Linked DNA regions of Homo sapiens: region 2 is linked to region 1. A link is an interaction called in ENCODE POLR2A ChIA-PET data of the cell type or tissue named here. Cell type or tissue: CD4-positive, alpha-beta T cell. All regions are shown on one strand. Each heading gives the region's core, and the rest is flanking DNA. Links, peaks and the distances in the headings are about the cores only.

What was found. ChIA-PET counts read pairs that join two places held together with the same protein. Peaks named below come from ENCODE experiments on the same cell type or tissue, not always from the same donor. Only the 100,000 strongest peaks of a DNase experiment are listed, where the experiment ranks them.
Region 2: POLR2A ChIA-PET joins it to region 1 with 7 read pairs; 2 of 35 experiments call an interaction of 5 or more read pairs at or near these places.

Annotation. Positions count from the first base shown.
Region 1 is chr6:42,176,870-42,179,781 of GRCh38, reverse strand. It overlaps GUCA1ANB-GUCA1A (GUCA1ANB-GUCA1A readthrough), which reads right to left. Exons shown (of 5, transcript NM_001319062.2): 3 at 1,353-1,502; 4 at 887-980; 5 at 1-539. The coding sequence ends at 379. GUCA1A (guanylate cyclase activator 1A) reads right to left here. Exons shown (of 4, transcript NM_001384910.1): 2 at 1,353-1,502; 3 at 887-980; 4 at 1-539. The coding sequence ends at 379. Among named protein-coding and RNA genes, the nearest start is that of GUCA1A, 5.0 kb to the right of the region's middle. RefSeq lists an enhancer at 48-752. In CD4-positive, alpha-beta T cell, for the core only: no CTCF peak of the experiment used is centred there; a DNase peak (open chromatin) is centred at 1,571; H3K27me3 peaks cover 197 bases.
Region 2 is chr6:42,611,449-42,614,360 of GRCh38, reverse strand. UBR2 (ubiquitin protein ligase E3 component n-recognin 2) reads right to left here. Exons shown (of 47, transcript NM_001363705.2): 8 at 2,070-2,190. Among named protein-coding and RNA genes, the nearest start is that of UBR2, 49 kb to the right of the region's middle. In CD4-positive, alpha-beta T cell, for the core only: no CTCF peak of the experiment used is centred there; no DNase peak of the experiment used is centred there.

The DNA.
Region 1 (2,912 bases), core at 324-2,823:
CTGGAAAAGCTCAGTTCTGCCTCAGAGAGTCCACGTCCAGAAGAGCATGGACTGGAGAAGCTCAGTGGGGAAAGCTGGGAAAAGCTGGGAGAGGAGTCAGAAGGGCTAGGGGGTCACCCGACGGCAGAGGGATGTTGAACAGTGCCCCCCAGCAAGGAGTGCTGCCACCAGCTGTCACTCAGAGGGGCCAGGAACCATCCTTCACTGTTCCTGGCTCTGGACTCCCACTTCTGCCTCTCTGCTGCCACCATGGACCCTAAAGAGGCGAGCTAAGCCTCTGAGTTCATTAGATTCTATCTAGGGTTAAGACAAGAACACCACCAACAGGCACCACCATACCACCCCACCCGCTAGTGCAGAAGCAGCCGGGCGGTGCACTCAGCCGGCTGCCTCAGCGGCCTCGTCAGCCCCCTCCTCGTCTTGCTCGCCATTCTGGAGCCTGCGCACGATGCGGGTAAGGTCCAGGCTTCGTGTCAGTGTGTCCAGGAGCATCTGGTCCTTCTGGACGCCCTCTATAAACTCTTCCAGGGAGAGTTCCCCTGGGGTAGAGAGAAAGGGAATCAGGGGGAGGAGGGTGTTCATTTCTGCAGTCCAGAGCACAGAACCGGGTTCTTGCCAGGGGCAGGGACAGAGCCCACGTGAGGAGAAGTCAGAGCCCCTGCTGCGGGTGCAGCAAGCAGAGGAACCCAGAGCCCAGATTCTGGTCCAGGGGCCCCTAAAAGCCAACTTTGTGGCTGGGGCAGAGGCAGGTGGAGGAAGTGACCAGCACGGGGGCCTTTGGGCCTCTCCTCCCTTCCTCACCCTCTCCTTTAGTGACCTTCCACCCCTGGTGACCCCACATCCATGGTGACCCCTCCGCTGGGGAGCCCCTCCTCGGCCCCCTCACCATCCCCGTTGACGTCAATCTTGGAGAACACTGTATCGGTGAACTCCTCTGCAGTCATGGTGGTATCGCTGCAGGGGTTAATGGCGCGAATGGCCTGGGAGGGAAGAAGGGGCAGAAGTGAGAGGGGCCCATCCTTATCCTATCTCAGGGGTAGGATTGGGGACGGTCAGAGCTTGTCCGGCTCCCAAGAGCAGTGAGGAGTAGAGTGCAGGGTACCCGGGGGCCTAGGCAGAGCTGGGACTCAAGAGTCAAACTTCTATCGTCTTTTGGTATTGATGAGGAAACTGAGGCCAAGGAAGGGAAGGAACGTGGCCTGGGTCACGCAGCTGGTGAGGCCTACAGCTGCCACCAGGATCCTCAGTCCCACATCCTGTCTCAATCCTGAGATTGTTGTTCTAACCCTGGGCTCTCAGTTCCGGGTCCCACCCCAGACCGCTGCCCCCAGCCCTGGCCGGGCCCTCTGCACCTGGATGATGGTGAGCAGCTCATCGCGGTCAATGCAGCCGTTGCCATCTACATCATAGAGCTTGAAGTACCAGCGGAGCTTCTGTTCCACCTTCCCCTTGAGGACCAAGCTGAGCGCTGCCACGTACTCCATGAAATCAATGTAGCCGTCCTGGGCGAGGGGCGCGGCCGCCGTGAGCCCATCCGGGCCCCGCTCACTCCAGCCTCAGGCCCCGCCCATCATAACCCAAGGCTCCGCCCATCTCGGCAAGCCCCAAGAGACGCTGAGGGGAGACCCGGACCCTCGGAGATGCAGCGAGGGGGCCAGCCCTGTCTCCGCCGTGACCTATCTGTCTTCCTAGACGCCCTGTATAGCCCACCCTGCCTACTCCAGAGGCTGCCAATCAAATCTAATAAGCCAGCATCCACTGGGGTGTGAATGGCTGGCGCTGTCTGTTCACAGGCATCTGGGTTTTAGCGAGCGCTGCCTGCTTCCCTGTGATTGTCAAGCATGAGCCTTTCCAGTTAGGGGAAATGGGAGACATGTGCGTAGGTGGGAGGAGGAAGAACTGCACCCCCAGGGATGGGAGCGTGGTTTGGGTGAGCTTTTGGGAGTTTCTCACCCTGCTGCCTGAGGGGCTGAGGCCCCCGGAAGGCCTTAAACACTCTGAACCCCACAGTGGGCTCATTCAGTCCCAACCCACCTCCCAGGACTGTCATCAGCACAGAGCCCAGAGAGGCCCCTAGACAGCACAGCTTGAATAAGCAAGAAAACTGCTAAAGAGGTTTCCTCTGGGGGAGGGGACACCAGGTGAGGATACTTTTGCTCTTCATTTTTTATCTTTCTGTATTGCTGGAAATTTCTACAATGAGCTGGATTGCTTTTGCAGGTTTTTTTTTTAATGTCTAAAAAGGGGCAATGGAAAAGGTGTGGATTTTTGTGCCAGAAAGATCTAAATCACCTTGGATAAGTCACATGACCTTGAGTCTCCGTATTCCCAGGTATAAAATGGAATGACAGTGTGCACTTTTCAAGATTGTGGTATGCATTAGATTCAATGAAAATATATAGCAATACTAACTTTTCTTAGTGCTCTCCATGGACTTCCTAGGCTGAGTGCTTTATTCATTTTACTCATTTAATCTCAAGCCACCCCCAAGAGGTGAATATTTTTGTCTCTAGTTTGAATGACAAAGCCAAAGTTGAGAGAGATTAGGCCAAACAGCTAGTGAATGACAAAGCCTCTCCTAAATCATCCTATATCAGTACTCAAATGCAGATGGAGATTTGCATTGATTTGTGTGCACCTGTGTGATTGTCAGACAAACCCAAGCCCAGACAAACATTTGAAGTAAGCAAAGCAAATGGCCTGTCCCCCAGGTTTCACTCCCCAGTCACACTCTGTACTCCCCAGCCCTGCACATCTGGTGCAATACCCAAAGATACAACCATTTTTTAGTGCAAGGGCTGGCACTTGCACTAAAAACTTTTTAGTTTTTATTAGAAAATGGCAAACTTTTTCTGTAAAGAGCCAAAGAGTAAATATGCAGCTTTGCAGCCAAACACCCTCTGTCATTTTAC
Region 2 (2,912 bases), core at 101-2,600, 430 kb before region 1:
TATACACACATACATACACACATACACATATACACATATATACATACCCATATACGCACATATATGTACATGCATACATATATATGTACGTGTGTGTGTATATATATGTGCGCGCGTGTGTGTGTGTGTGTGTGTGTGTGTGTATATATATATAGTTTTTTTTTTTTTTTTTTTTTTTTTTTTGGAGACAGAGTCTTACTCTGTCACCCAGGCTGCAGTGCGGTGATGTGATCTTGGCTCACTGCAACCTCTGCCTCCTGGGTTCACGCAATTCCTGTGCCTCAGCCTCCCAAGTACCTGGGATTACAGGCATGCACCACCACGCCTGGCTAATTTTTGTATTTTTAGTACAGACGGGGTTTCACACCATGTTGGCCAGGCTGGTCTTGAACTCTTGGGCTCAAGTGACCCACTTGCCTTAGCCTCTCAAAGTGCTGGGATTACCAGCATGAGCCACTGCACCTGGCCCCATACTTCATAATTTAAATCACTGTTTTCATCTTTTTCAAGCATGCAAAATTAAAAAAAAAATGGAATAACTTTCAATTATAAAAGCTGTCAAACAGAAATCCTTTAAAAGGCTAAAGACCTATGTAAGTATTAAATAGCAATATATAAATTATTAATGATTAATATCTCAAAGAAAATTTTCAGCAGGACATTACTTCCATTATACTCTTCAGTAATACTGTAGCACAACACTTGGCATGCAGGTATCCAATGGAAAACACCAAAATAAAGAACATAGGACTAAGAAAAATAACTGTAAAGATATTTATTTTCTTTTAAAAAAAATTTTAGATAGAGATGGGGTCTCCCTATATTACCCAGGCTGGTCTATGAACTCCTGGGCTCGAGGGATCGTCCCACCACAGCCTCCCAGAGTGTTATGACTAGAGGAGTGGGCCACCGTGTCAGCCTGGAAAGATAACTTTTAAATTATCTTTTAAAGTAAACGCGTTCTCTTAATCTTCCACACCTTCATATTTTCAACTCTCAGTTCTGTGTAGTAATGCTCTTTTCTAAAAGCCCTTCAATACAAATGTATTCAAATTTTTCTTTACAGTAAACATCTGAATGTCACTTATCCACAGTGTTGCCTGAAGAATAGCATAACAGCTTATATCTATCCCTGTTTTACCCTTTAGTGTTACACACCAGGCTTGTATTTTTGGTTGCAGATGTGAGGATTCTTAATTCTTACCATTACATAAAGAGAAAAATGACCGAATTTCTAGACTCTGGAATTTTTTTTTTTTTGAAACAGAGTTTCACTCTTTTGCCCAGGCTGGAGCAAAGTGGCGTGATGTTGGCTCACTGCAACCTCTGCTTCCTGGGTTCAAGTGATTCTCCTGCCTCAGCCTCCTGAGTAGCTGGGATTACAGGAACATGCCACCACGCCTGGCTAATTTTTGTATTTTTAGTAGAGATGAGGTTTTGCCATGTTGGTCAGGCTGGTCTTGAACTCCTGACCTCAGGTTATCCACCCACCTTGGCCTCCCAAAGTGCTAGGATTACAGGCATGAGCCATGGCACCTGGCCAAAAATTTTTTAAAAACGCAAATTGGTAACTTCCAATTTACAAATTTTCAGTGTTGCAAATTATTGGTAACCAAAGTTGTTGGAGTCAAATCACATAAATCAACATTAGTGTTTTATCGTTTAAACAGCTAATCACTTAGGTTTTTATTTACAGCAGCATTTTTCCAGCTTACTCAGTAGAAGAGTTCTGCAAAATGCTCCACTAAAAAAAGTTTAAAAAAAAATTGTTTGTGAAATGTACATTGCATTGCATTAGCATATTAATGTCCTTTACAATTGTTTAAACCAATGTTTCCTGAATTTATTTGAATAGAGAATCCTTTGTGTGCATATAAAAAATATCCAGTATGACCAAATTTGTTAAACATAGGTTTTCTTCTATGCATAAAGATATTTTGAAATGGTATTTTAAAATGTAAAATTAAAGCAGGAAATTATTCCAGTTGATAGTTTTCCCAAAACAGTTTTGCAACAGCATATTGAGCTCATTTTTAATAGACAATTGGCATGAACTTTTATGAACCTACCTGAATATCCAATAATACTTCCCAGCCAAGACAAAAGTTTCAAACCAAAATTCTGATGTGCGACAATAGACGAATGCATAACTTGAACTTTGAGTGGCTTTGTCTGTCTACTGGTATTTCTCTTAAAAAGAAATGGCAAGATTTAAAAATTAACTTAAAAAGCTATTCTATTGGCAGAACAAAGTTATTATTTTTACTTAATATAACCACACTATCATCATCATAGGAGACTTTTTCATGGATGTAAGAAAAACACCATTCTCCTTGCCTTACTTGATTCAGATCCTAATTTTCTAGAGGAAATCTTAGGATTCATACAAAAAAATACGAAGGTTCAGCTAGTTTATGAGTAATCTGAATCTTTTTTTTTTTTTTTTCTTTTTTTGAGGTGGAGTCTCGCTCTGTCACCCAGGCTGGAGTGCAGTGGAGCAATCTCGGCTCACCGCAACCTCCACCTCTTGGGTCCAAGTGATTCTTCTGCCCTCAGCCTCCCAAGGAGCTGGGACTACAGACATGCGCCACGACGCCTGGCTAACTGTTGTATTTTTAGTAGAGACAGGGTTTCACTATGTTAGCCAGGCTGGTCTTGAACTCCTGACCTCAAGTGATCCACCTGCCTCAGTCTCCCAAAGCACTGGGATTACAGGTGTGAGCCACTGCGCCTGACCAGTAATCTGAATCTTTAGTCCTATATTTGAAAATCTGCTGTACCAATAATAAATGATTTAAATGTTTTAGCTTGCTTTATGTCTTTAATTTCTCAATATAATTATGTACTTATTTAAATAATTTATTGCATAGATGTGATGTTATCAACTTTTTTTTTTTTTTTGAGATGGAGTC